Regions from separate parts of the Homo sapiens genome. Here regions 2, 3, 4, 5 and 6 are each linked to region 1. A link is a loop called in an ENCODE intact Hi-C map of the cell type or tissue named here. Cell type or tissue: endothelial cell of umbilical vein. All regions are shown on one strand.

What was found. A loop is a pair of places that touch in the nucleus more often than their neighbours do. Peaks named below come from ENCODE experiments on the same cell type or tissue, not always from the same donor. Only the 100,000 strongest peaks of a DNase experiment are listed, where the experiment ranks them.
Region 2: a loop joins it to region 1, with 11 times the contacts of the local background. A loop is called at or near these places in 2 of 110 quality-filtered maps.
Region 3: it touches region 1 in a loop (2.7-fold over the local background); 2 of 110 quality-filtered maps call a loop at or near these places.
Region 4: a loop joins it to region 1, with 7 times the contacts of the local background. A loop is called at or near these places in 18 of 110 quality-filtered maps.
Region 5: it touches region 1 in a loop (20-fold over the local background); 24 of 110 quality-filtered maps call a loop at or near these places.
Region 6: a loop joins it to region 1, with 23 times the contacts of the local background. A loop is called at or near these places in 94 of 110 quality-filtered maps.

The regions. Positions count from the first base shown.
Region 1 is chr7:47,942,952-47,947,951 of GRCh38, forward strand. It overlaps PKD1L1 (polycystin 1 like 1, transient receptor potential channel interacting), which reads right to left. Exons shown (of 57, transcript NM_138295.5): 2 at 445-560. Among named protein-coding and RNA genes, the nearest start is that of PKD1L1, 3.0 kb to the right of the region's middle. In endothelial cell of umbilical vein, a CTCF peak has its summit at 2,436 (motif pointing right); DNase peaks (open chromatin) are centred at 2,490, 3,210 and 4,010; H3K27ac peaks cover 4,040 bases.
Region 2 is chr7:48,248,621-48,253,620 of GRCh38, forward strand. ABCA13 (ATP binding cassette subfamily A member 13) reads left to right here. Exons shown (of 62, transcript NM_152701.5): 15 at 592-731. Among named protein-coding and RNA genes, the nearest start is that of ABCA13, 80 kb to the left of the region's middle. In endothelial cell of umbilical vein, no CTCF peak of the experiment used is centred here; a DNase peak (open chromatin) is centred at 2,111; H3K27ac peaks cover 2,006 bases.
Region 3 is chr7:48,032,939-48,037,938 of GRCh38, forward strand. It overlaps C7orf57 (chromosome 7 open reading frame 57), which reads left to right and starts at 2,605. Exons shown (of 9, transcript NM_001100159.3): 1 at 2,605-2,692; 2 at 3,270-3,425. The coding sequence starts at 3,371. It also overlaps a transcript of SUN3 not described here. RefSeq lists a silencer at 2,484-2,763. In endothelial cell of umbilical vein, no CTCF peak of the experiment used is centred here; a DNase peak (open chromatin) is centred at 2,523; H3K4me3 peaks cover 932 bases; H3K27me3 peaks cover 1,633 bases.
Region 4 is chr7:47,264,519-47,269,518 of GRCh38, forward strand. No RefSeq gene overlaps it. Among named protein-coding and RNA genes, the nearest start is that of SNORD151, 200 kb to the right of the region's middle. In endothelial cell of umbilical vein, a CTCF peak has its summit at 1,896 (motif pointing right); a DNase peak (open chromatin) is centred at 1,903.
Region 5 is chr7:48,152,076-48,157,075 of GRCh38, forward strand. No RefSeq gene overlaps it. Among named protein-coding and RNA genes, the nearest start is that of ABCA13, 17 kb to the right of the region's middle. In endothelial cell of umbilical vein, a CTCF peak has its summit at 2,905 (motif pointing left); a DNase peak (open chromatin) is centred at 2,896.
Region 6 is chr7:48,108,392-48,113,391 of GRCh38, forward strand. It overlaps UPP1 (uridine phosphorylase 1), which reads left to right. Exons shown (of 9, transcript NM_003364.4): 9 at 1-345. LOC105375271 (a long non-coding RNA gene) reads right to left here. Exons shown (of 4, transcript XR_927253.3): 2 at 4,701-4,841; 3 at 3,402-3,522; 4 at 2,784-3,313. Among named protein-coding and RNA genes, the nearest start is that of UPP1, 22 kb to the left of the region's middle. In endothelial cell of umbilical vein, a CTCF peak has its summit at 1,968 (motif pointing left); a DNase peak (open chromatin) is centred at 1,960.

The DNA of each region.
Region 1 (5,000 bases):
CTGGCTAACACGGTGAAACCCTGTCTCTACCAAAAATACAAAAAATTAGCTGGGCGTGGTGGCGGACGCCTGTAGTCCCAGCTACTCAGGAGGCTGAGGCAGGAGAATGGCGTGAACCCAGGAGGCAGAGCTTGCAGTGAGCCAAGATCATGCCACTGCACTCCAGCCTGGGTGACAGAGTGAGACTCCGTCTCAAAAAAAAAAAAAAAAAAATATATATATATATATATATATATATATATATATGTGTGTGTACCATCCTGGCATGTGGACTATTTAAGTTAGAGGCACTTGCAAAACAGCAGGTTTAAGATCACTCTGACCTTCCTTCTGTTTCTTAAAAGCAGAAAATGAAATTCCCATGTGGAAGATGTCCTGTTTATACCAGGGAAATAAAGCAACATTCTTATCATGGTGGCCATGCCTCCTTCCCCAAGGCCTTACCGACCCACAATCCACCTCCAGGAGGGCTACAGCTGCACAGATGAAGACCCCAGCTCTTGTCAGTGCTCACAGACAGCTCACCACCAAAGGAAAGGCAGCAGGCAGCCTGGAGACACCTAAGGGAAAGAAAATAACCAGAGGAAAATTAAATTAAGTACAATCGTTTAATCACAGACATCCTGTGACCACTCTTCCATCCATATCCATATTTCTGCCACAAAAGTATTAAGTACAAAATTGGCTGCCATATGAACAAAAAGACTCGCATCTATGGTTCTTTTCACTTCATATTTCCCAAACTCAGGGTCTGTTTTAGAAGATTAACTGAAATATAGTTCCCATCTGACTACTAAAACAGCCTCCGAACAGATCCATCTCTCTTCCTGCTGCCTCCAGGGCTTCCTGCCCAGATGCACAGAGCTGACCTTCCAGGGCAAGGTCTGGCAGCTTCCAGGGCTCCTCTTCCTCCTCCTCTCTTCCTGCCTCATCATCCCCATTCCTGCTGCTCACTCACAGCCCTAAGAGCACATTCTTCCAGCCCATGGGGATCTGGCATGCTGCAGAAAAGAACAGCATGGAACCCATGACCCTGGGGAGAGATGCCAGCGCAGACACAGAGTAGGCACTGCATGGCATCCTCCCTGTTTATTTCCACAACAGACTTGAGAGGTTCCGTGCAGTTACTTTTTCAGATGCTGGTATCATTTTGGTATTTGTCCCTGTGCAAATCTCATGTTGAATTGTAATCCCCAGTGCTAGAGGTGAGGCCTGGTGGGAGGTGTTTGGATCACGGGGGCAGATCTCTCATGGCTTGGTGCTGTCTTTGTGAGTTCTCCGAGATCTGGTCATTTAAAAGTGTGTGGTATCTCCTCCCCTCCTCTTGCTCCTGCTGTCGCCATGTGATGCACCTGCTCCCCCTTCACCTTCCACCATGATTGTAAGCTTCCTGAGGCCTCCCCAGTAGCAGACGCCAGCATTATGCTTCCTGTACTGGCTGCAGAACCGTGAGCCAATTAAACTTCCTTTCTCAGTCTCAGGTATTTCTTTATAGCAATGCAAGAATAGCCTAATGCAGATGGGATCATGAAGGCCCAGCAAAACAAATTAACTCAGCGAAGCTCACACCATCAGTGAGAGGCAGAGCCAACGTTTAAACCTGGTTCTCAGCACACCCAAAGCCGATGCCAATTCTATGGCACCTTCCTTCAAAGCTCTCTACAGGTGTGCCTCCAGAGCTCAAGCTGCAGCTGAAGTCAGCCCCAAAGCTCTGCCCCTTGGCACAGCTGGTGACTTTCCCTCTGGACTCCCTAGGCCTTGACAGCTGTCTGCTGCTCTCATGTTTGTCAGCAGAGATCATCGTGGGTCATCATCTGGTCCCTGGTCATTCCCTTTCAGCCTGTAGCTCCTTGGGTCCTGAGGTATCTGTGTCTGGCACCAATCGACTTGAGAAAGATCAAGTGCAGCGAGTGAAATAGTCCTGAACTAAGGTGCGGGTTTCCTGGGTTCTGGTCTTGATTCAGCCAGAAATGGATGGTGTGATTTGGGTTTCTCCTCCATGCCCATTCCCAGCGACAGGGCAATGGGAACCGTTGCCAAGTTCCCAGCTCCATATAGGCTGCTGTGCTAAGGAGAAGGGCAGGCTCTACATCCACTTCTTCTAGACACAGGCAGTCACCTTGCCTCTCTGTGTCAGTCTCCTTCTCTGTTTGAGAGGAACGACACAGACCTACTTCACGGGGCTGCTGCCAGGACTGTCATTCTAGAAAGGGCCGCCCTGTATTAGCTAAATGCTTGGTAACCAGCTGCTAAAGGTGTTCGCCTTTGTTCTTTCCCCTGAAAAATGCATTCAGCTCTTTAGAATTCTCTTTTTTACCTGTCTTGGATGTCTATAAAGTCTAGAGGATATCTACTTTATCTTAAGCAAGGTTTCTACAAAGATAAAACTGGATAGTTTCACCCAATTTTTACAAGCCTGGTTCTTGATGCCCAAGAAGCCGCCACCAGAGGGCAGACGAGGACAATATTTATAGTTGAGGAAAGTGTGCAGGGAGGTGAAAAGCTGTTATTTTGAAGATGAAGATGGTCACTAGGTCAAAGGCCTCAAACTGTTGAATAATTCCAAGGATTTCCTTGCCTACTCTCAACTATGCTTGTCTTCCAAAGGCCAGAGAAATGAAAAAATAAAAAATAACAATAATAGAAAAGGGGACAACTTTGGAATCATACAGACCAGACCAGATCAGACTTAGAGGATTTCTGCAATGATCTAGCGGGCAAATAAAATTAAGGAAAGGACGAACCTAACCTCTGTCCACCACGTGCGCCCCACAGTCCACAGCTGTGAGACTGCCCACCACTCTGGGCCCACACAAGGTTAGATAGCCCTGGCACCCACCAAGTTCCGAGACCCTCCCAGACACCCCCACAACAGGATAACTTCCAAGTGCTACACACAGAAAACACCAGCCCTGGTTCCTGGGACATAGTTGGCCCTTGAGAAGTAATTTTCTGTCTCAGAAGGTGAGAAACACATCCCCAACAGGTGTGTCCTCCACTCACAGAGGCGCCAAGGATAGTGCTGCAAAGCTAATTTTCCTTGAGATTTCAGAGGTCTTTTCAAATAAAAAAAATGGAAGGGGGAGATAATTTAAATACAAGGGAGGCTCTTTTTCCTGGTGTTGTGAGGAGGCAGGTCCCCAGGCCCTGGCACAGAATCAGCACCATTTTCACAGAGGTACCTGGCTTCCTCTTAGTTAACTGTGACTGTCGGGGAACAGGATGATACTGATGGCTCAAACACAGTCTCTGAGGCATCATGTGCCTCAAGGGAACTAGTCGAGCCATTTGTTTGAATTACATGACAGATCTCTTAGAATCCCTTAAGAGTGAGTGTTTTTCGGGGCCTGTCAGGGGCTGGGGGGCAAGGGGAGGGAGAGCATTAGGACAAATACCTACCACACAAACACACACCACACACTCACACCACACCACACTCACACCACACAAACACACCACACAGCATCACACACAATATACACACACCACACAGCACATACCCACCCACCACACACACATCGCACACACCACACACCACGCACCACACAAACACACCATACACACAAACACCACACACACACCAACACATTACACACACATCACACAGCACACACCATGTATCACACACACACCATACCCCACTCATACCATACCACACATACACCACACACTACACACAGACCACACACCACACCACCCACACACATGTCCTATACCACACACACACACACAGACACTACAGGCCTAACTCCATGAAATGAGGGCTACAGGAGAGTCAAGAAACCTCTTCTGTTTCTATGAACAAGATCAGTCACTGTCTTGCTTTAGGTGACTCAGGAAACCCCAAAAGGCTATGACTTCAGAAATGGGGCCTCGACACCAATTACAATGGCTAGTGCGTGCATGAACTAGTTGGTCTGCAAGTACAAGATGTATAAATATACAGGGGAAAAAACATCAAGTCAGCGACTTCCGCTCCTCAGCTTTTCTTTCCTTTCTAAGGGCAAAGGGGTAATTCCTTGCAATTCCCTGACTGATAAGAGTGAAGGTCAAATTGGGCCAACATCAAGGCTCTGGGAGTCTGCAGGAGCATGGGCATTTGGAATAAAAGAAACATGAGGTAACCAGAAAAAATAAGGGAAAAAATTGTAGCCAAAATCAGACAATGCTTGGCAGCAGTGAGTGACATAAGGCAAAGAAATTTCCAAGCATGAATGTGACCAACCCCGTCAACACGTGCAGCCTCATTTTCTCATCCTGGTTTGCTTTGGGTTTCTTTGATAAAATGATGGTGATGGCACAAAGACAGTAAGCTAACAAAGGCAGAAATGCTGACAGCAAGCATTCATCAAGGATACTGATTTTTATAACGACCCTCTGGAGTTTACAGATGTGACAACAGGGGTACTCAGATTTTCAGGATGAGAAATCTGGGGGTGAGGAGGTAAAGTGACCTGCAGTGGCGGGGTACCCCACTGGGCAAGATCTGCAGGCACAGGCTCCCATCATGCCAGGCCAGGGGACAGCGGTGACCCACCTGGGTCCTTACCACATCCCACAGGCAGGTCACCTTGCTGGCCTCACGCCCAGGAAAGGGGGCATGGAGGTTTGCACCATGTCACACTGCCATGAGACAGTCAACAGCAGAGCACACAGGCTGCCCAGCCTCAACAACACATGGGTGCTGGCGCGCACAGAGCATGGGGAAGAGGGTTTAGAAATAAGACCCATGGAGGCTGGGTGCGGTGGCTTATGCCTGTAATCCCAGTACTTTGGGAGGCCAAGGCGGGCAGATCACAAGGTCAGGAGATCGAGACCATCCTGGCTAACACAGTGAAACCCCGTCTCTACTAAAAATACAAAAAATTAGTCGGGCGTGGTGGTGGGCGCCTGTGGTCCCAGCTACTTGGGAGGCTGAGGCAGGATAAATGGCATGAACCCAGGAGGCAGAGCTTGCAGTGAGCCAAGATCGCACCTCTGCACTCGAGCCTGGGCAACAG
Region 2 (5,000 bases), 310 kb after region 1:
AAAATATGAAAGAGTTCCCTTAATGTTTAACCACTGACTTAATCTTTCATTAGAAATTGAGGATCCCTGGTAAGTCCAAGGTATGCATGTGATGGAAGTTCTTGTTAATTACTCAGAAATTGTGCACTAAGTACAAATGGGAAGCTTCTCTTGGGAGCTGTAACTCTACAGAAAATTCGCCTTGATTTTATTTTATGACTCTGTGAATTATATGTGTGATCAATTTCCATTTTCCTTGACTGCTAGGATGTTCTTCGTCAAATATGTCAAATAGGGAATATATATTTTCTTAATATTTAAGTTCACTTCCTGTTATGGCCTTTAATTTTCCTCTTTTTTTGTCCTTCTTGATTTATTGTCTTATATTTTATGTATTCTCATAAATTGCTTTTCCTTATTTTTCAAATCGAGGTAGAGGAGTTTGTAAACAAACTTAAAAAATTAGTAGAACTATTTGAAAGATTCTATTTCCTTACATAAGTGGACTGCCATGCATTTGCATATATTTGTTTTTAGAAAAATTTATAATGATCTGTCATCTGCAAGATCATTTTTAAATTTTAATTTTCTCTGGATTCTTTTTGATTGCAGGATATTTCATACACTTGAAAAAACACAATTTTTCCTGGAACAAGCATATTATTGGAAAGCCTTCAAAAAGTTTATCAGGAAGACTTGCGAAGTGGCCCAATATGTAAATATGCAAGAGAGTTTCCAGAACAGACTATTGGGTAAGTCAGTAGCCTAAACTACAGGAATGGGGGATGCTTTCCCCTTTTAGTGAGGTGACATAATTTCCTGAGAGTCCATCCTATTTAACAAAGCGGGGCTTAAAATGGGTGGCTCTCCAAGCACAATTTGGCATTGTGATTACTTCATATAATTTTTTCTCATCAATTATGACAAGACTTACCAGAAGTCCTGGTTTGACTGAGCTACATTGTTCCTGCAAAATTTATAATAGTGACTGCTTTTACTCTCAAGACTGTCCTGGTTTGGGTGATAAATACTTCTATATGCAGACTAGTCATGATCCTACTCACAAGAGTCCAGATTTTCTGTTGTGGCCCTTCTCACTTTACTTAGCATTAAGATTGATGCTCACACTGGGGACAACTCCCCATGAACCTATAGAAGAAAACACAAACTGTTTTTCTCTATACACACACTCAACACTTCCAACACTGCTGTGACCATATGTGTGGATTTGTTCCACAACAAGCAATTCTCCACTTCTCCATTGACACTAACTGGGTGTCCTACAATTCGATTCAATTCTCGCACTGTCTGCCTGGAATTAGCATCAGATCCTGCAGGTTAAGGGCTCAGTCCCACAAGATTGCCCCTACTTCAGACGCCAACCCCAAGTCCAGGCTTCCCTTCTCACTTCTGATCAATTGGGTATAAATCAGGATTCCCATGAACCCCTCGTTGTGTTCAGTAATTTGCTGGTACAAGTCACAGAATGCAGAAAAACAGCTTACTTCCTAGGTTACTGGTTTATTAAGCAGATATAATTTAGGAACAGTAGATGGAAGAAATGCATAGGGTGAGGTATGTGGGGGCATGGAGCTTCTATGCCCTCTCCAGGCCTATCACCCTCCCAGCACCTCCATGTCCTCATCAACCTATGAGCACTCTGAACACTGTCCTTTTGGGTTTTTATGGAAGTTTCCTTATGTAGGCATGATATATTAAATCACTGGACATTAGTGATTGACTCAACTTCCATCCCTCTCTCCCCTACCTAGAGGTTAGAAGGCAGGTAAGGGAATGGGAGGAGGGAGAACCTGAAAGTTCCAACCTTCTAATTACAGGGTTGGTTCCCCTGACAATCAGCCCCCATTCTGGGGCTATCCAGCGCCTCTAGTCACCAGTCATTCATTAGCCTACAAAAAGACACCACTTCCTACATTCCAAGGGTCTTAGCAGCTATGTGCCTGTCAGGAAACAATGGCCTAGACCAAATATATATGTATGTTTTTATTATGTTAATGGCTCACCTCTTTCCTTATCAGCTTCATAAAACCAAAAATTCCCTAAAATATAAATATTACAAACTCATAACTGTATGATTCACAGGGAGTCCTCCTGTTCCCCAGAGATCTACTTTTTGGAAAGATGCCAGCATGTAAAACTTGCACTTCTGACCTCTGCTTTTTTACTCTAGAGCTGGTTGTCTATTTCCATCTCTCCTTGGGAATTATCTTCTGCCCTGGTTTTCCAGCATGCCATGACACTGCTCCATCACAGTGGGGTTATCAGCTTCTCCTTAGAAAGCCTGCATCTTGGACGTCAGGGACTTGGACAGGAAATGGGAGTTTCTCATTCCTTTTCTGTGGCTATTACGACCTTGCCTTTTCTTATTTCATGCTGTTTTTTAAACTGCTACTTTTAGAGGCTGCCAGAGATACTCCCTCTGTAGCTCTCAGTATCAAATCCACATATGGTAAGATGGGCCTTTGCATTTTCTACAGATTACACTATAAAACTCTTCTGTATAGCAGCAGTATTGGGTTGATGGTAACTTCTCCAATGAGTTGGCCATGTTCTTCTGGGTTGAGTACTCATCCTACACTTTAACTTTCTCCTATACTACCTGTCCTCATTATCACTTATTATTGCCCACTTTTGACTCTTTTCAGAAACAGGCTACAGAGAGTGATATGCAATAGTGGCAACAGGCTTGTGGTTCAGAAGTCTCAATGATACTGATAATTGCAAATATTTATTGTGCTTTCTATGATTATCTTGTTTAATCCTCATTCAACCTGTGAGATAGGTACCATTATGATTTCATTTTCAGATGAGAAAATTGAGGCTCAGAAAGATTTTATTCCTAGCATAGGTCTCAAAAGTATTAAGCATCAAAGTCAAGAATGCAAATCCAGGAAGTCTCACTCTGGATCCTGTAAGCTTAACCACTCTACTTTCTTTGGACAGACCCTTGCTGGGGGCTGATCTCTGTGAAAAGGCTTGCACTGTCACAGAAATATAACTAGTCTTATTAAGAAACGGAATTTAAAAAAAATATTTTTACTAAATATGTATATTATTTTATTAATTTATTTTTTATCTTTATTATTTTCTTTCTTCTAGTAAATTTAGTGTGATTGTTGTTCTTTTTCTTGTTCTTGACTTTCAGATTTTCTTATTTTCTAATAGGTACTTTTAAGACAATAAATTTTCCTCTATGCCGAGCTCTAGGTATATTTCACACATTTTAATATGTCATTCAACTGCCTTCTGGCATGTAAGAGAAGTCAGTTGGTAATCTTATAAAAGCTCCATTGTATGTTATGAGTCATTTTTCTTTTGCTGCTTTTAAGATTCTCACTTTGTCTTTGACTTTCAATAGTTTCATTATGAGGTGGCTTCGTATGGGTCTCTTTGGGTTTATGCTACTTGAAGTTTTTTAACTTCTTGCATTTGTATATCCATTTAGTTTTCAAATGTGGGGTGTTTTCAGCCGTTAATTCTTTAAATACACTCTCTGCCCCTTTCTCTTTTTCTCGTCTTCTGCATGTGTACATTGGTTGGCTTGATGGTGTCTCATAAGTTCCTTGGGCTGTGTTCATTTTTTTTTCTTTGCTCCTCTGATTTGATTGTTTCACATGGCCCATCTTTAAGTTTGTGGGTTCTTTCTTTTGCCTGAATTTCTAAATTCAGTTATTCTATTTTTTAGCTCCAGAATTTCTGTCGGGTTCTTTGTAAATACAGCCATGCATCACTTAATAATGTGGATGCGTTCTGAGAAATGCATTGTTAGGCAATTTTTCCATTGTTCAAACATCATAGAGTATATTTACACAAACCTAGATGGTATAGCTTACTACATACCTGGAGTATACGGTTAGCCTATTGTTCCTAGGCCACAAACATATACAGGTTATTCTACTGAATACTGTAGGCAATTGTAACATGATAGTAAGTATTTGTGTATTTAAGCCTATATAACAGAAAGGTAAGGTAAAAATATACGATTATAATCTTACGGGACCAAGCATCATTATGTGGTATATGACTGTAATCTCTCTCTCTTTGCTAATATTCCACTTTGTTTATAAACCATTTTCTAGATTTAGTTTTGTGTTTTTCACTGTGTTTTCTTTGAGTTCATTGGCCATATTTAAGGTAGTTGTTTTAATTTATTTATCAAGTAAGTCAGAGGCCTGCATTTCTTTAGCGGACAATCTCTGGAGATTTATCTGGTTCCTTTGAATCATTCATGTTACTCTGTTTTATTTTGGTATGTCTTGATACGTTCTCTTGAGATTTGGACACTTGAAAAAAATTTCCACTTCCCCCAGCTTTTGTAGCATGGCTTTGTGCAGGGGAAGACCTTCATTGCCCAAAATGTTTTAAAGGCTCAGGGTCTTTTAAATCTTTTCTGAAGATGTGTATTCCCTAAGCCTAAGTGTGTGTTTTTATTCCACTTCCCTGCATACATACTATCTGCTTTAAAATGTATTATTCAGTCTCCTGGTTCATCTCAAAAGCCTTGGATGTTTATTGTATTCCTATGTCCATAATTGATTACTCCTAGCCGCCTGCAGGTCTGCAGACTCCCTGCAGCTCTAACATGCCACAGTGACTGACTGCTGCTTTCAGTGGCCTCCAACCTGGCATCCAAACTATGCCACTTTTCTCATCTGTGCTCTACATCAGGCAAGACAGAAACCAGTCACTTCGGCAGCCCCTAGGCAAGCCAAATATTGCCAGCAAGTTCTATTTTTTCCCTTGTATACTGAGGGAGGAACTTGAAATTGATACACATCTTCCTGACAGTGGCATATTGTGCCATGAAGGGGATGAAGAGTGAATGAGAAAAATGTCACAAAATTTCACAATGAGTGTGACATTTTCTTGCATTATTAGGGATTTACCTGGTTGTTGCATCTTCTTAACTGATTTCTAGTGCAATGGTGCAATCTCACCTCACTGCAACCTTTGCTTCCAGGCTCAAGTGATTCTCCTGACTTTGCCTCCCAAGTAGCTGG
Region 3 (5,000 bases), 90 kb after region 1:
TTTGAAAAATCAGAATTTGTACTCAAATACATTTTTCCTCTTCTCAAAATGCTCATAAGCAGGAGATTATCTGCATATCTACAAGTAAAGTGAAAAAATTAGGCATAAAGTGAAAATATATGTCAGAGAATGTTGGATCTTTCTAAATACTGAGGCCGATTATGTGGTAGAAAGATGATTATGTCATAAAGTATAGAAAATAAAAACATTGAGATATTCTTATTATAAATAAATTATTCTTGTATCATGTTTTAATTTCCATGGCATCATTACCTACATTCTTGTCTGATCTGGTTTGCAAATATTTGTAATTTCAATCACACTGCAAAAGTCAAAAGTTGGCTAGGTGTGGTGGCTCATGCCTAGAGCCCCAGTGCTTTGGGAGGCTGAGGCAGGAACATTCCTTGAGGCCAGGAGTTGGAGACCAGCCTGGGCAACATAGCAAGACCATTGTCTCTAAAAAAAATTTAAAAATTAGCTAGATGTGGTGCTGTGGGCCTGGACTCCTAATTACTCAGGAAGCTAAGGTGGGAGGATCTCCTGAGCTTAAGAGTTCAAAGCTTCGCTGAGCCATGATCACACTAATGCCTTTCAGCCTGGATGACAGAGCAATATCCTGTCTCAAAAAAAATAAAATAAAAATAAAATAAAAAGTTTCTTCTAAGGAATGATAACACTTCATTATCACTGAACTTATGATTTCAGCCAGTCAAGAAGGTTATCAACTTGGATGAATGCTGTACTTTTTTGTTAATCCAATGGAGAATAGAGATGCTCTTTGGTCATGACAGCTCCAGTTATTATGATCAATTAAAAAAAAAAGAATAACCTTCTTGACTAGGCACGGTGGCCCATGCCTGTAATCCCAGCACTTTGTGAGGCCGAGGCAGGTGGATCACGAGGTCAGGAGTATGAGACCAGCCTGGCCAACATGGCAAAACCCCATGTGTACTAAAAATACAAAAATTAGCCAGGCGTGGTAGCACGTGCCTGTAATCCCAGCTACACCGGAGGCTGAGACAGGAGAATTGCTTGAACCCAGGAGGTGGAGGTGGCAGTGAGCCAAGATCACCCCACTGCACTCCAGCCTGGGCGACAGAGCAAGAGCAAGGCTCTGTCTCTAAATAAATAAATAAACTTCTCTTGACCATACAATCCCGTAGCTAGAGGATGCTGTGACTTGCACAAACAAAAGCATTTGTCATGCTTGGCAATAACCTAAGAGCGTGTATATGCAGTGGAACAAACATTTGACATTGCAGTATGAAGTCTTGATTACTCATGACTGGACCACTGAAGATGCTTAGAATTCATTATGATATTATATTAGAGCAGGATAAACCACAGAATTAGAGTTAATTCCTGCACAAAAACTATCTTCTCTTTAACCAATTCTGATATTACCTGTCTCCTGCTAGATTTCTAAGGCTATACTCGTGTAACAGAAACAGACTCATGTTCAGTTCAAGTTGTCAAATACCCACCATTATGAAAAGTCTTGATTTAAAAAAAAATTTTCAACAAGAGAAAACCAAGGCTGCTAACTGTTGCTGCAGTCGTTGGAACAACAGGATTTCTTTGAATGTTCTCTGTATCAACTTATCCCCTCAAACTCTCACAAGCGGTTACCACCGGGTAAGTAGCCCTTATTATTTTTGCCAGGGTTGTATAGGGCTTTCTGGGTATCAAAAGTGTCTCCTACTGAACTGCGCCATAGCTGTTGGTGTCTATTGGCCTCACCAAGCATATGCCAGATAGATAATCTTCATTCCCATGAAGCACCATTGGTAATATACTCATTGTACTTTCTGTAGATCTCAAAATCCAGGCAGGCAACAAGTTTACACTTAAGCCAAGTGTTTGGAGTTCTAAACGCGATTCCATATAAATATGGTTAAGAGCTTTAAAAAAAGTCTCTCAACTTATAAAACAGAAATATTCTCAAAAAATAAGATATAAGGAAGAATGTTCACATGATAATTTTATTATCGACACACAATTTCCAAATACTTATTAGTCTTGAAAAAAATGCATTAGATGAGAAATTTGCAAGCAAATTTGTCTAAAATTAAGGATTCCTTTACTAAGTGAATCATTACTCCTGCATCTCATTAGTAAATTCTTTTTATGTTTTATTTTTGTATACTGGTGGGGTGTTTTGTTTTGTTGTGTTTTTAGGGTGAGACAGTTATACTTATTTGGAAAACGTGATGCATGTCCCCAATTTTTCTGGACCGCTCTACAGTAACTGTGGTTCCCAGCCAGAGCGGCATGAGGAGGACTGAGGCCTGACTCTCTTCCTGCGTCCACGTCCCCACGTCCCCACGCCCCCACACCCCTGCAACAGTAAGGCCCTGCTCCCACCCCCGCTGCGTCCCGCCCGGTTCCCCGTGGCATCGCTGCGCTGCCCTGCCCTGGTCCGGCTCTGGGCTACGGGCAGTTGACAGGCGGCGCCCGCGCTCCGCTTCCTGCCCTGATTGGCCCACCGCTCCCCCTCAGGCTTCCCCTATTGGCTGACAGTGCTCCAGCCGCGCCCGCCGGTTGGCCGTTCAGCCGTTGCCCTGGCGACGCCGATGTTGTGGTTCCGCGGCGCGCTGGGAGTTTGGGTTTGGTTGGCTGCAGCCAGCCAGCCGTGTAAAAACTCCAACGCCGGGCGCCGCGGGCAGCACCCACGGAGACCCGCGGGGAGCTGGTGAGCCTGAGCGGGCTGGAGGACAATGGGGGCGCCCACTGTGGTCCCGGGCCTTGTCCACTGTGCGGAGCTCGCAGTGCGGGCAGTGCGCGCCGGGGCTGGAGGGAGGGGACCACCTTGTCGCCGGGTTGGGATGAGCACAGGGCGGGATCTCCAAGCCTGCCCAAGTCCCGCGGCCCCTTGGTTACCTGTTGCTTATCCTCTCTGTACTTGCTGTGTCCCTGGCGTGGACGTGCCTGTACTGGATACCCGGCGTGACGTGCCCCCTCTGTGTGCCCCGCACGCACGTGTCTCTGCTGAATACCCCGCGTGAATGTGCCCCTGCTGTGTACCCGGAGTGCGTACGTCCCTGCTGTGTACCCTGTGTGGACGTGCCCTGCTGTCTACCCGGCGTGCGTGTGTTCCTGCTGTATACCGGCGTGATGTGCTCCCTTCTGTTTACCTGGCGTGGACATGCCCCCTGCTGTATACCCTGCATGGAAGTGCCAGCGCTAGGCGATCGTAAGGCGCCTGCAGGCGTGTCAGGGCGAGGCGTACAGACCGACCCAGAGCGGGCGCGCGGATTTTGCTTTTGCAGCTGCAGCTCCTGGCAACTGGTCAAGCAGGCAGCGTCCAGCGCACCCGCGAACACCAGGTCCGGCAGCATCTGTCTTTTCCCGCAGCGTGCAGCGCCTGACCATGAGGAACACAAGCAAGGAACTTCAGGGCGCCACGCACCGCTACGCTCCCTGCGGTGAGTGCGCCCTGAGCGCGTCCCGGCCAGAAAGAGCTGGGTGCGTGCACTCTGCTTGCTAGACACGCTGTGGACCCAACGTCCTCTATGTGGGCTGGAGGGGGGTGTGAACGATGGAGGACCAAGTGATAAAACTAACAAGTCAAAGAAAGCCACAAACTGCTCCTGTGCCTGAGTGTGAAATCAAGACTTAAATATGAGTGGGGGGAGTCTTGTTTTTCTTTATTTTCAACAAGAGAGAACCAAGGCTACCTATCTTGGTTCAATCTGGAGCAACAGGATCCCTTGGAAATTTTCTTTGTCATAGTTCAACCCTATACAATTCTCACAACTGCGTTCCTGAATGTTGACCTGGGAAGTTTCTTCTCTAGCAGAATCCCCTAGGAATTTCACTGAATCCCTAGCCCTTGCTCCTACTTTAGACCCCAAGCAAGTTAAATATACATTCTGGGTTTAGTGTCTGGATACAGGAAAAGGAATTCAGTGAGGTTCATGTCTTCTTATGTGCCAGGGTTTGAAGTGGAGGAGAGGGGAAGGAAGAAGAAGTCTTGAGATGCTGTCTTCTGGGTTTTTTTTTTTTCCTTTTGCTATTGCTTTTTTATTTGTGAAAGGCTGTAGGAGGGTAGAGAAGAGGGTCCTGGGGATCAGCTGGGACAGCTGAGTTGCAGCTGGTCGGCACCCTGGAGCCAGCACATTTGCTCAGAAGTGAACCAAATGTGACCCTTCTTCATACTCTAAACATGCTGCTAGCCCAGAGCTCTACCTTGTGACCACTATTGAAGATAGTGTGGCCATGCTGGGGATTGGAAAGGGGACAGCACAGAAGGCCTGGCTGATTTGCCTTTTCCCAGTAGGCTCTGGAGCCTTTATGTGACTTCTGGGTGCCTTCTAGTGACCTTGTCTGTATGAACAGCAGTAAGGAACACTAACAACTGCCAGGCACTGTTCTAAGTGCTTTGTATTAATATACACTAACTCATTTAACCTCATAACAATGCTACAAGGTAACATTACCCCCATTTTATAGAGTTTGGAGTAATTTGCCCAAGGTCACACACTTCGTAAGTGGCTCCACAGCTGTTCTGTGAGGCCACAGCAGCCTAAAGCAGGAGCCTGTGCCCCTGCGGGTATGTGAACATATAACACACTGCCTTGTGCCTTAGAGACCAGAAGAGCTGGGGGATCTTCAGTTCATCTCATAGACTGTCACAGACTGTGTTTCCTCACTGATTAAATAAGAGTACTAATATATGGCAAATGAGAAGGCAGGGAAGGCTATATATATATATAAAAAATCTATAGGATAGTAAATGACTGATATTGTACAAGTGCCAACAATTTTTTGCATGATAAAAGCTGAGATAACTCTTAGTCCCTTTAACCCTCTGTGTGTGTGTGTGTGTGTGCGCGCGCGTGCGTGTGTGTGAGGTGGTCACAAATGGTTCTTACTGATCCAGGCCCTCATTCTCTGAGTGCCTCCTTTGTATGCATTTACAAATGGCCAACCAGATTCGAGTTCAGTGCCTGTCCACAGCTTCCAGTAATGAGAAGAAGGTAGAAGACACACTGTTCTCT
Region 4 (5,000 bases), 680 kb before region 1:
CTCTTCTGTGATCAAGGTCTATTGCTCCCCAGTTCCCAGACGATGACTGAATGATGACCAAAAATACTCTGGTCTTCTCCCTGACTGGCTTGGAGCAGCAACGCCCATCTACGAGTCCCCTTTGCATTCCTATCTGCTGGGTTACATTTCTTATCTAAGGTAAAGTTGGGAAGCTAAACCCAGATCTTTTGGAGAACCAGCCACTTCACTCAGAGGCCCCCATTATGCCTGGGAGGTTTGTCTGTCCCCAAATTCTCCTCCTATCTCTCAGTTCTCCTACCCCTACCACTCAGTTCTTTTTTTGCATACTTTGCTGCTAAGGCTGCCAAGTGATACCATGTCACAGATGAAGGGATTGAGGTGGTGCCATCATATAGGCTCATCCACTACAGGGTGCTTATAGTTCTTGAAATTGGCACCAGCCAGAAGAGTGTTTGATGGATAAAGTTTATTTTCTTTTTGCTTTTATTATTATTATTATTATTATTATTATTTTGAGACAGAGTCTTGCTCTGCTTCCCAGGCTTAAGTCCATGGTGCGACCTCAGCTCACTGCAACCTCCACCTCCTGGGTTCAAGCGATTCTCCTGCCTCAGCCTCCCAAGTAGCTGGGATTACAGGCACTTGCCACCACTCTGGCTGATTTTTTTGTGTGTGTGTATTTTTAATAGAGATGGGGTTTCACCACGTTGGCCAGGCTGGTCTCAAACTCCAGACCTCAGGTGATACCCCAGCCTCGGCCTCCCAAAGTGCTGGGATTACAATCGTGAGCCACCGCGCCTAGCCAATGAAGTTTATTTTCACGTTGATTCCCAAGTCTAGGTCTCGAAAATGACATGTCTCAAGACCATAGCCACTTTGGCACTGTAAGGCCATTGTTCCCCCAGCAATCTGTGTGCAGAGATCTAAGGATGATGGCCCATACACTGAGGCCTCTTGAGTTTGTCTTTAGTCTCCTTTTAGATTCTTTTATAATAGCTTTATTGAGACATAATGCACATACTGTGCAATTCACATATTTGAAGTGTACGATTCAATGGTTTTTAGTATATCCACCATCACTGCAATCAATTTTAGAAGATTTTCATCACCTCATAAAGGAAATTTCTTTTGTTTTATCTCCTGGTATTTCTTTATAGTTATAGACAGATGGTAAAGATGGCTGAAATGTGGGTGGGGAGCACAAAGGGGGGTGAGGAAGTTGCATAGTAGGAAAGGGAGAAGGGTCTGCACTGTCCTGCCTGAAGGAACTTACCATAGTGATGATGTGAGCTGTTATGTGCACTGAGACGGGAGACCCCCAGACCAATGCATCAGTCACGTGAAGATGGGGGCAGCCTCGGCCCCAGCAGTACGAGGAGTTCACCTTGACCCTTTGAAAAGCTTACCAACCCCTGTCCTGTGTGATCACTATTACAGAGGATAAACTAGTCATATGGGAAATGGGTCTCAATGTTTCACAGTTTGAGATGCTGAACATCCACAAATCCTGTCAAATGACTTCATGGGGATTACAGAAAATCCTATTCAATAATTTTTAAAGGTAACTCTATCTAGATATTATTTAGTGAAGATTCCTTGCCAGGCAACATCTGAATCACTTAATGTGTACTAACTCATCTGATTCTCACCACAATCTTGGCATGTAAGCCTGATTGCTTTTCCCATTTGACAAATGGGAGAAGCTAAATAACTTGTCATTGTACTAGAGTGTATACAAGGCAGAGCCAAGATTTGAAGCCAGGCAACGTGGCTCCAGCATCCACATTTCTAACCACTAAATTTTCCATTTCACTAGCTTTCCATTTTGAACCTAGCCACTAACATATGCAGCCCTCATCTTTGCAAATAAAGTTTTAAAATACGGCCTTCTGTAGTAAGTGACGCTGCCCACCAGGGGGCAGGACTGCCCCACAATGCTCTCAGTCACTCCCTTCATTCACTACAGTCCCTGGCCCACTGAGGTTGTAAATTGAGCTCAAACCTTTCTGTGAAAATGCAGGGCAAAGGGCAGAAAGAGGGAACCACTCAGGGGAAATGGCTCACTGGGGACGTGTGTGCACAGAAGTCCTCTCCGTGCCATAGCAGAGGACACAGGCTCTGGAATCCCGTGGGCCAAGTTTTCGCAACATTCTGTGCTAGTTGGCTGGATGCCTCTATACAAAGAAATTAAAGCAAAGAGAAAAGCAGGGGGTAAAGGGGACCATAGAAGAAAAAATTCTTCATATTTTTCTTTGCCTGTCTCCCGACCATAGCCAAATCACTAAACTTTTCTGACCCTGACCTTCATGATCTGTAAAATGGGGATGGGCCAGCTGCTATGTGACCCCTGGAGAAGAAACGTCCCGTCAGCAGGGCCCCTCCTGTCAGGGAGAACCTCAGCCGCCTTCAACAGCTCATTTCCAGGCAGCTAAGGTCACCTCACTCTTCTTGAGCCCTTCAGTGTGGAGCTGCCATTGCAGCTCTAACAAGTTAATCATAAGCCACCCCTCATGGCGCCAGGGCGAGGCTGTTTATAGACTTATCAACTCATGACACACAGGGTGGTTCACGTGACTTAAGCTTTGAGTCCTATATCTTGGCCCAGATGGCAGGAAGGATGCTTTGACCCATGACCACTCTGGTTTGTTCCTGGGTTGGACATTCCTTGGGCTTTCTTCAGTAGAGGGAAGCTTGAATACATAAACCATAGCTAACATGGGAAGTGCAGACATTGCGTTCTGCAAGCAGTAGGCACTCAACCAATGTCTGCTGTGCTGTCCTAATCGGCTGAATGTGGCACAGGAATCCAGGAGAGTCGATACGGCCTGGGAAACCATGCAGAATCTCCCCAAGGAGGAGGCACTTCTCCATATTCATTCTACTCTGACCCAAGCACGTGGCAGGGCTTGCTCTGTTCTTTGCAAAAGAGACAGTTTGATTGACATTTTCCTCACCTCCATCTTTCCTGCTCTAAACCACAAGCCAGACAGACAGAAAGACAGCTCCATTACTTCAGTGCTGAGCCAGTCTCCGCAAGGAGACAGCCTTACGTTGACCAGGCAGTGGGCTGGCGGGTGAGTGACGAGTGACAGGTGTCAAGTGTGAACCTGCCTAGGTGCTCCTGAAGCCTGACCCTGGCCTTCTTACACATCCGTCTGGAGGACATTCCCAGTGAAAACTGAATGCCTGCAACTTCATCAGCCTTTAGGGGAAAAAAATGAAGCCACGTTAACTTATAAAATAATAATAAACTTGGAAGTTAGACATAGAGGAAAGTACACAAATAATAAGGAAAAAGCTCCATTAATTTTCACAGTGAATACACCCAAATGAAAAAAAAAAAAAAAAAAAAAAAACAGAACAGCATCAGTGCCTCAAAAGCCCCTCTAATATTCCCTCCCAAACAGCACTGTCTCTTTCCTCCCCAAGAACTGCCATCCTGCCCTCTACTGCCACAGGTTAGTTTTGTCTGATTGTGATATCCATATAAATGAAATTTGATAATAAGTACTCTATGACAGGTCTGGCTTTTTTGGCCTGTGGTTATGTCTAAGTTTCATCCGTGTTGTTGAGTGTAGCCACTGATAACACCTAGACCACCAGGTCTCAACTCAGTCCTTTTAAAGTGGGCCCCAGGTATCTCAGGGCCTCCTCAAGAGGTGCCTTACATGTACTTAAGAATAGGTCTGCCTGAGGCACCATGCAACACCAAAAGATCACAGTGCTTCTAGTACTATGGGCTGAGTCAATCAGGCTGCAGAAGGCAGGGAGAGATGCTGAAACTCACTGCTCCAACCCAACCCAAGCCACATCTGTTACTGATTTGAGACCTTTCCTCATTTCTAGTGTAAGCATTTAGTGCTATAAATTTCCCTCTCAGCACTACATTAGCTGCATCCCATGGATTGTGATATGTTTTATTTTCTACAGAATTCATTCTGTTCTATGTTTTAAAAAAATTATTTTTGAGACTTCTTTGATGGGTTATTTAGAAGAGTGTTGTTTAATTTCTAAGTAATGAGAAATTGTTAATCTTATTATTATTAAATTTAACTTTTATTCCATTATGATCAGAGAACATGCTCTGGATGATATCCATTTTTTAAAATTTGTTGAGATTTTTTTCGTGGCTGAGAACATGACCTATCTTGGTGAGTATTCCATGAGTGCTTAAAAAATGCATAATTCTACTATTCTGTGGAGCATTCTACATACCAATTAGATTCTGTTGGTTGCTTGTGTTGTTCAGTTCTTCTGCATCCTTTCTGACTTGTTGTCTAGTCATTTGTCTTAGTCTGTTTGGGCTGCTATAACAAGAATATTATAGAATTATAAAATGCAAACATTTTTTCTCACAGTTGTGGCGGGTGAGAAGGCCAAGATCAAGATGTCAGCAGATTTAGTGTCTGGTGAGGGCCCATTCCTCATAGATGGCTCCTTCTAGCTGTGTCTTCACATAGTGGAAGAGGCAAACAAGTTCCCTTGGGCCTCTTTTATAAGGCCACTAATCCCAGTCATAAAGTCTCTGCCCTCATGACCCAATTACCTCCCAAAGGCCCTATCTTTCAATGCCATCGCATTGAGTATTAGGTTTCAACACATAAACTTTAAAGAGACACAAACATTCCAACCATGGCATTCCAACTCTGGCCCCCCCAAATTAATATCCTCCTCACATGCAAAATACATTCATTTCATTTCAATTTCTCCAAAAGTCTTAACTTGTTCCAGCATCAACTACAAAGTCTAAAGTCCAGAGTCTCATCTATAAATATTATCCAAATCAGATAAGGGTGAGACTCCAAGGTATATTTTATCCTGAGGCACATTGCTGTCCACCTGTGAACTGTGAAACAAACAAGTTATGTGCTTCCAAAATGCAATGATGGAACAGGCATAGGATAGACCTTCCCATTCTGAAGGGAAGAGATAGGAAAGAAAGGAATAACATGTCCTAAGTAAGTTCAAGACCCAACAGGGTAAACAGCACTTAATCTTAAGGCTTGAGAATAATCCTG
Region 5 (5,000 bases), 210 kb after region 1:
GGAGGGATCCCATGTAACTTTCCTGCAGTTTCTCCCAGTGGTTATATCATATGTAACTGTAGCATAATACCAAAATCAGAAAACTGACATTAGCACAATGTGCATGTACAGTTCTGTGCGCTTTTATCACACATGCAGATTCATCTAACTGCAATCAGGATACAGAACTATTCTATCACCTCAAACATCTCCCTTACGCTAGCCCTTTTTAGTCATGTGCAACACCCCCATTCCTAATCCCTGGCAACCACTAATATGTGCTTCGTCTTAATACTCTTGTCATTTTAAGACTGTCATATAAATGGAATTATATAGTATGTGACTTTTTGAGATTGACATTTTTCATTCAGTAATATCCTTGAGATTCATCTAGGTTGCATGTATCAATAGTCTGTTCATTTCCTTTATTTTTATTTTTTATTTTTTTTGGAGACAGAGTCTCACTCTCTTGCCCAGACTGGAGTGCAGTGGTATGATCTCGGCTCACTGCAACCTCCGTCTCCTGGGATCAAGTGAATCTCTTGCCTTAGCCTCTCAAGCAGCTGGGATTATAGGCGCCCACCATGCCTGGCTAATTTTTGTATTTTTAATAGAAGCAGGATTTCAATATGTTGGCCAGGCAGGTCTTGAACTCCTGATCTCAGGTGATCTGGCCATGTTGGCCTCCCAAAGTGCTGGGATTACAGGCGTGATCCACTGTGTCCGGCCATCCATTCATTTTCATTGGTATGGAGACAGGTTGCTTAATCATTCACCTATTGAAGGAAATTTTGGTTGTTTCCAGTTTTGCACTATTACTAATAAAGTTTCTGTGAACATTCATGTACAGGATCTTGTGTGAACATGTTTTCATTGTTTAAATAAGTGCTCACGAATATGATTGCTGGATTATATGGTAAGGGTATGTTCAGTTTTCATTTTTATTATTATTATTTTTGAGACAACATCTCATTCTGTTGCCCAGGTTTGAGTGCTGTGGTGTGATCTCAGCTCGCTGCAGCCTCAACTTCTTGGGCTCAAGCAATCCTCCCACTTCAGCCTCCTGAGTAGCTGGGACCACAGGCATCTGCCACCACACTCAGTTAATTTTTTTTTTTTTTTTTTAGAGACAGGATTTTGCCATGTTGTCCAGGCTGGTCTCAAACTCCTGAGCTTAAGCGATCTGCCCACCTTGGCCTCCCAAAGTGCTGGGATTATAGGTGTGAGCCATCACTCCTGGCCTGTATGTTCAATTTTTTTTTTTTTTGAGACTCTGTTGCCCAAGCTGGAGTGCAGTGCACTCTCAGCTCACTGCAACCTTTGCCTCCCAGGTTCAAGTGATTCTCCTGCCTCAGCCTCCTGAGTAGTTGGGACTACAAGCACGTGCCACCACACCCAGCTAATTTTTGTATTTTTAGTAGAGACAGGGTTTTACTATGTTGGTCAGGCTGGTCTTGAACTCCTGACCTCAGGTAATCCACCCAAAGTGCTGGGATTACAGACGTGAGCCACTGTACCTGGCCTGTATGCTCAATTTTTAAAGCAACTACCAAACTATTTCTGGAGTGGGCATACCATTTAGTCATCTCACCAGCAATGTATGAGATATCTAATTTAACTGCATCCTTGCTACCGTTTGGTATTTACATTAATTTTTATTTTAGTTGTTTTAAGACTTGTGTAGTGATATCCCAGCTTGATTTTAATTTGTATTTCCCTGATGGCTAGTGATGTTGGACATCTTTTCATGGTCTTATTTGCTAATGTGTATCTTCTTCACTGATATGTCTCTTCATGTTTGAATTTGAAAAATTCAAATTATAATTTTTTCTTTCATGAATTATTCTTTTTGTTTTGCATCACTGTATTCTTTATTGTTTTTTTTTTTTTTTTTCTGTGCTAATATCTTTCTCCTCTTCTTCAGGCTCATCATTGATCAGAATGTTAGAGTCTTTGGTATGGTTTCATACATTCCTCAGGCTATGCTTTTTTTTCTCAATCATCTTTTTCCCTCTGTTGTTCATATTAGATGATTTTTATTGCTCTATCTTCTAGCTTCCCGATTCTTTAATTTTCATATACATTCAGTTATTGAGCCTCTCCAGGGAATTTTTTATTTCTGTTATTTTATATTTCATTTCCGTAATTTTCCATTTGGTTCTTTTTTTATAGCCACTAATTCTTTGCCAGGAATTAGTGTAATTGTTTCAAGAGTGTTTGCTGTCACCTAATGGAGCATGGTTATAATTGCTTTAAAATATTTATCTAATAATTTCAACATCTCTGTTATCTTGGGATTGCCATCTGTTAATTGCCTTTTCCTCTGAGAATTTTAAAAAAGGTTTTCCTGGCTCTTATGTATGTTGGATAATTGTGGATTCTCTCTTGGATATTTTGAATATTATGTTACAAGATTTTGGGTCCTAATAAAATCTTCTGGGGGAATGTTGATTTTTTTTTTTTTTTTTTTTGAGACAGGGTCTCACTCTGTAGCCCAGGCTGGAGTGCAGTGGTGCTATCTCTGCTCACTGCAGCCTTGACCTCCTGGCATCAGTTGATCCACCTCAGTGGCCCCCAAGTAGCTGGAACTTCAGGTGTGTGCCACCACACCTTGCTATTTTTTTGTTTTGTTTTGTTTTGCTTTTGCTTTTGTAAAGATGGGGTTTCATCATGTTTCCTAGGCTGGCCTCAAACTCCTGAGCTCAAGCAATCCACCTGCCTTGGCCTCCCAAAGTGCTGAGATTACAGGTGTGAGCCACAGTGCCCAGCCTGTTTTGCTTTATTTTAACAGGCAGTTAACTTAGTTGGCTTTGCTCTGCAAGTCTTGACCCATTTTCTTTAGGCTGTGCATTCAATGTTAATTTAATTTCAAAGCTGTTGCAGTGCTATTTTGTCTGCTTTACATGTGTGCCACCTAGGGGCCAGTCTGGGTCCTGGAGAGTGTTCAATGTTGTAGTTTAGTTCTCAAAGTCTTTGCTATGTTGATTCTTGTCCATTCCATAGCTCACGGATGATCTCAGGACTTTACACATTGATCTAAAGGCTCTCGTCTTTAGCTCCTTCTACTCTGTGATGTTCCTCACACATAGCAATTCTTAGGGTCACTCTTTCCTGGTGCCCTAGTTAGGAAGCTGGTACTTTAGCGTTTCTGTGCTGTTGCATGCTTCCTATGACAGCGTGCACTTCAGGGCAAAGCAGCAAGTCATGGAGGCTGCGGGGCTGCTATCACCACTGCCACCACTGCAGGAGTCCAGATTTGTTATGGGTGTTCACCGGAACTAGGGTTGGGAGACGCGACAGAGCTCCATACTGCAGGGACTCTTTTGTAGGTTCTCTGGTGAGTGTAAGAGTGTGTGTTTTTATTTTTTCTCTCCCTTGGAGCCTTTTCCATATGTCACAATTCCAGGATTTCGGTTGCCCCAAACTCTATGTAAGGCAATATGAGAGGAACCAAATTTTAAGAAAAAGGGAAAAAAATTTACTGCCATCTGGGTTATTTGCTGAGTTTGATTTCTCTGTGCAGTCTCTCTGCTTCTATTTACTTTTCAACATTCTTCAATAACTTTTTTCTATACTATTTTAAGACATATTAGTTGCAGTAAGTGGGAGATAGGGTGGGATGGTCTTAATCCATCCTAACTGGAAACAGAACCTTAAATCTTGGCTTTGAAGTAAAAAGGTCATGGTCCAGATATAAGGCAGGATAATTTGGAAGAATATTTATCAAATTTTAAAAAATTTACTCTCTAGGAGTCTAGATAAATTTGTCTAAAATACAAATGGATGAGACTATTAGGAAAAACTGAATGGAAATAGTTTTAAGAGGGACCCTGTACCCATCTCTTCTCCCCTACCATGTTATCTCCAAGGTGGAGACAACACAGCCCCAAATAGCACTTGGGACCTGAGTGTAGAGGAGGCTAGTGCTCCACTTCCACCTGAAGACCTGGGCGGTAAAAGCCTTCCAGGGAATCTGTGCTCTCATGGCATGAGAGTGGTAGAATAGAGATGACAGGGGGTCATTGAGGCAGAGATAGTCCCACGGAGTTACTCTTGGTACCAGGGATGTCAAAGAACAGCTGAGGGTTCTCTATGTCTCTGAGAAAAGGGGGAGAGAGGTCTCATGGTCAGGATGAGAGGTCATAGCAACAAAGGGCCTGTGGCCCTAGAGACAGGAGCCCAAATTTAAATGTGGGCATTTCAGTAGAGTTCAGCAGTGAGACAGGGAGATGTGGCGGATTGCTCAGGACCATCCAACATCGTGAATGTTGGTAAGGGGAGAGATCAGACCTGTGTACAAATTTGGGAGCAGTGAGTGCATGAGTGGTATGGTATTTAAAGCCATGAGCTTGGCTGAGGTGTGGGTGAGAGGAGAAACTGGCAAACGCTGAGTCCAGGACACTCTGAAGTTCAGAGGATGGAAAGAGGAGGAGGAAATGATAGAGACTGAGAAGGTTGGGCCAGAGAGGTGGGAGGGGAGGTAAGATAAAATGGTGAGGAAGAATGAAGTACTGTGCCAAACACCACTGCTGGGGTCACGCAGGAAGAGGTTAGCTTTGGTCCGGCTCTTATATGTGGAAACATGGAGCATGGAGATCACAGAAGAAAAGTCAGTGGAGTGGTAAGGACAGAGCTTGACAGCCATGGATTTAAGGTGGATAGAATAAAGAGTTGTGGACAGAAACAATATACACTTGATCTTAGCTAAAAGGTGGAGAAGCAATGACAGAAGATTGACAATTATTTTGAAGAATTCTGATGTTAATAAAGATACAGTGCAGTACTTGGAGGAACTGATTTTTATTGTATGGTAGCAATCTTAGCGTGTTTGTGTGCTCATTAAAGGGTGTAAAACTGATGATCCTGCAAAGGGTACGAGATGCAGCCAGTGCAGCAGGGGGGAGCTGTCTTTAGGTAGGGACAAAGTGAGTCAAGCCATTGTGTCAGGAGGGAAGGCAGATGGTGTTAGTAAAGACGAGGCAAGCTGGTCCATTTGGTGGAGGGATTCTGTGAAAGTTTTA
Region 6 (5,000 bases), 170 kb after region 1:
GACTTGCCATTAAAAGCATTGTCCAAAATCCCCTGTTGTGTGGACTTTGAGCACACTTTACACAAGAATCTAGAAAATCAGATCGCGATTAAGAGACAGAGAATCTTGGATTAACCGCATGGGAGATGTTCTTCCTTTTGAAGTTTCATTGGAGCATTTTCAATGATGTTAGCCTGATTTGGGGTTTCTTCAAGAACATTCTACCAAATTTTTGTACTATTTCTAGGGAAATTTTTCAGACTTTAAAATTCTAATGGTAGTCAGATTTCATGTCACTAAACAAGAAATCTGACAATAGTGCCAGGAAACTAATTTCCTGATACATTAAAAAAATTCCATGCACCACTTGCAATGAGAGATGACTGAAAACCAATGAAGCAGACAGCAGGGGTGTTTGAGAAATAATGCGTACCTAAACAGGCATATACACAGTTTCCAAATTATAGTCACACACATTCCCAAAACCATCCACACCAGCTTAATCACACGACAGTAATCCTCCCACCCATTGTCCACAATGCTAGTGTCTTGATCCAAGTACCTAGGGATGGGAAACGGGACACCTGGGCTCAAGACAGCTTGTCCTATTGTTTCTGTCCATGGCTTGTCAGCCTTGCATTCATTCCTGGCCTCACACTGACATTCCTAGACTCCGTGTCTCTTAGCTTCCTTCTCGGTTGCACCTTATAGTGGAGGGGAGAATCCAGGGTGGCCCCTCTGTCTGTCTCGGGTGAGTCTGGCAGCAGCTACTTGGGCAGGCCTAGGTCCCCAGCTCAGGGGCAGCTGGGTCTTGGGTCTTCACTGGCTTGTGGGTTGCCCAGGCTCCTGGCTGACTTCTCAACTCTCCCCACATCAGTGTGGCCACTTTCTGGTATTTATTGTTTCCTGTCCTTGAGATGGGCTTATTTCCTGGTGGGCTCTGAGGGACACTCCCATGCTCAGGGGCTCTGCTTAGCAGTTTGCTGTGTGACTTGGAGTGGCCAGGGAGGTGTGTGGGGACCTTGGTGTGGGTGCATGTGTGTGGTCTGTGCACTCTTTAATGTGCCTTCCCTGTGATTCTGAGATTCAACCCAAAATGAGGGTCATTCAGCATCTACTGAGCCCACATGCCCTTCTAAGTGCTAAGAGCAAGAGAGATCCTTGTCCCAATCAAAAACTTCCTTCCCTTCCACCTTCTCAAGCTCTAGGGTCTGTAATACAGATTTGCTTAGGGTGGAGAGTGAGTCTCCTTCCATTTCTCCCTCAGCACTTCTTGGTCCCTTTGTTGAAGCTGTCCAGGAGAAATTGGAACCCTCAAGGAGACTTCAGGGTCCTGGGATGTGGCTGTGCAGTCATCTGTGCACCCAGGGCAGCATGCTAAAGGCTCTGCTCCTGGCTTCTCACTCCAGCACGAGCTGCAGGGGCTGGACTTGCTACTATTGTGCGCTCATCTGTCTCCAAATTACCAAGTGCCCCCAGACTTCAACTGGATGTCACCATGCCCCTGTGGGTGCAGGACCCAGTGTGGGATAGCCTTTCTATCCTCTGACCAACCAGATGATGTTTATCACCAGGCTCTGGGGCAGGCTGAGGATGCAGGTGCGGACCATTGCCCCAGGCAGTAGGGGACTTGCAGGTTAATTTCTTTCACACCTCAACCCAGGCAAGTGTGGCCAGGTGGGCCCGCCACTTCCTAGGAGGACATCTTTGATAAAGCAGAGAAAAAAAACCACACAGAAATAGAATTTAAGGCTAAAGAGGAGGCTGCTATTAGTAAGAAAAGGGCTAGTTTGTTTTTGAGGTGTTTTGTCTCTGCACTGCCTGGAAGTCTGTCTCGCTGGGGGAGCTGTCACAGAGCCTGTGGCCTGAGCACCCTCCTCCGGGACAAGGCAGAAGGTAAAATGACTTCTGAACATGAGATTCTTTCTACAGGTGTCAATGGCCAAGCTGCAGCTATTGGCACTGCACTGCCCTCTGCTGGCTATGTGAGGTAGTGCACATCAGCCACCCCCAGGTGGATCTCTGTTGATCTAATCGGGCGACATCCCTGACCTTACAGGTGAACTCTATACCCCCTGACACGCAGGAAATGCCGGTTGAACAACACATCTTGTTCTGATTGAGTAAACATGAACTTGTTGGATTAGTTTATGTCGGCCTAAAAGGAAGAAGCTGAGGCAAAATTGGTAAAAGTAGAGAAGTAACTGGGTCCAAGCTTGAAGACTGCAACCCAAGAACATAGATTCAAGTTCCCCTGAATGAACACTCTGATTAGCAGCACTTACAAGTGGATTTTTAAAGGTAAAAGGGACAGGGAATGGGCTGATACACAGCTGTCTGCCAGGAATTCTCATTGGTTTACAGAAATGATATTGATCAATGGCTACACATTGTTAAGCCATAGAGTGTGGGTTCTAGTATTCAGTGTGGCATTATTAAGTTAATTTATAGCTACTTGTGGCAATAGCAAGCAGTTCCAAGAGATGAATACATAGTTAAAAAGGGGGAGTGATTGATGTCTTTTTCTTGAGACAAGGTCTTGCTCTGTCACCCAGGCTGGAGTGCAGTGGTGCAATCACAGCTCACTGCAGCCTTGACCTCCTGGGCTCAAGCAATCCTCCCACCTCATCCTTCTGAGTGGCTGGGAATACAGGTGCACGCCACCACAACCTGGCTAATTTTTGTATTTTTTTGCAGAGATGGGGTCTTGTGTGTTGCCCGGGCTGGTCTTGACCTCCTAGGTTCAAGCGCCCCTCCCACCTAGGCTTCCCAAAGCATTGTGATTAGAGACGTGAGCCACTGTGTTTGGCTTATTGTCCCATTTTAATGTCTCTCTGGCTGTAATAATTTGAAAGGTCTCAAATTCCTCAGATGAAAGTTATTTTCTTTCCTCATTTGGCTACCAAGATGTCTCTGGAGCTGACGTTATAAATGTCCTCACATGAGTGTTACTTGAATTCCTCGGGAGACGACCAGAAACTTGGTCCCCTTCCTCACCCCGCACTGGCCACTCTTTGACTTTCAGGCCCTTGTGCCACGCTGGTATCATTGGCTTGGTCCCCTTGTGGGGGCTTCCCACAACCTGGGCACTGGCCCCTTCCTCAACCCCTCCTCCATTCCCAGCGCTGGTGATAAAGACTCTTCTGAGCAGGAATATAATGACACCAACATGGTTCACTTTCGGTGCTTTCAGCAAGGCAGAGAGAATTAGGAATGTAATTGGGATTGTTCTGATGGAACTAATTACCCTGGATTTCAAAAATCGTTGTCAGCGAGTTCACTCCATGTTTTCCTCTAGTGCAGTCCTTAAGTGATATGCTCAGAATGCCTCCCACTAATGTGAAAAAAAAATGTTAATAATTATCCAGCCCTTTGTAAATTGGAAAATCAGCACGTCACTAGTGAGTTAGTCAAGAGTTTACCTCAGGAAGCCTGCCACGCTCTCACATAAAAGGTTGGGCTTTGGTGTCAATTGCAGAGGTGGCCACGCTCCTCCTGCTGCCTCCTCGCGGTCCAGTCTCATCACAGCGGTGACAATGCCACCTTGACCAGAAACAATGAGATGATGGTTTGTCTTTATAAATGACAATAGGGACAGTGGAATATGTTAGAGCATGAGCTGTGCGTCTCCTATACCTTTATCCTTAAGCCTAGCACTAAGCCACGTTTTAAAGCCAGGTGTCCATCATATATTGTATTATCCGGTAATTCCACTCCTGCTCCTGGGCTTGCATGGAGAGAACTCATGTGGCCCAGGAAACATGGACAGGAATGTTCATAATTGCAAAGGCCTCGGTAACAAAAGCCAGAAGTCCCCAAATATCCATGTGCCAGAGAACAAATGCAATGAGTTTGGTGTGCTCAGATGATGAAAAACAGTGAAAATAAATGCAGACACCTTCACCATCAGTACAGAACCATCTCAGGTAACATTCTAAGTGAAAAAAGCAAATTGTAGAATAGTACCTACAACATGATTCCATTTATATAAAGTTTGAAAATGGACAAAACTAAACAATATGTTGTTTAGGATTACGTGCATTTCATTGTAAGACTAGGGGAAAAAACTCCACCAGGGATTGAGAAACCCCAATTGAGATCAGGAGTTTCCTCTGTTGGGAGGCAGGGTGCATTTGGGAGGAGGGGGGACCCCCAAGGACATCAAAGATGTTCTGTTTCCTAGGTTAGGAATGACTTTCACATCAGGGCTTCTGGGTTCCATTGCAGCTTACTCATATTTCAGTACTCCTTGGTATGTATGTAATAGTAGAATATCATCTCATTAATCACCACCCAGACATTAGGCTCAACTTATAAAATAAGGAAGCAGTGCTAGTATAAGAAAATAGTACTGCTCTGCTGGTGCTTAGTAGTTTTTCAGTTACCACGTACATGAAGGAGAGTGATTTCTGACCGATTTTCATGGAGTAGGATCAGCTCTGCAGATGTGAGCTTTTAATAATAGCTAATATGTATTGAGCCATCGTTGTCAGGCCCCTTGTGTGGAACTTCCATCAGCGATCCTGCCTGGCCCTCTCCCCATCTGTGTTATCCCCAAATGCCAGATGAGGACACAGCCTGGGCTCAGGTCTGTGTGAGGGTTGGGACTGTGCGGCCACAGTGTGTTATTCACATATGTGCACACATACACACCTGTGCGTTTCCATGCACATTCATGCACACATTGTCATACATGCACAGCCATGCAGAAGTTTACTTACTAGGAAAAGAGTAGCACTCAGTTCTCTGGACTTCACAAGGAGAGGAGAACACAGGTATGAATGTCAGTCCTTGGCATCCCAGCGTAGTCTGTGCTGCGGTGGGGTGGGGTGGGGGCTGGTAAGAGTTCTCCTTTAGGGTCTCTTTCAGTGAATGTTTTGTAGGAAGAAAATTTTAAAAAGGGTAAAATCATGACTGCCATACAGAAATGAAATGAACATGTGTGTTATGGAAATAAAGCCAACCCGCCAGTGGTAGGCCTTTCCATGTCCAGTCTAGGAGAGAGAAAGCCCCAGTTATGT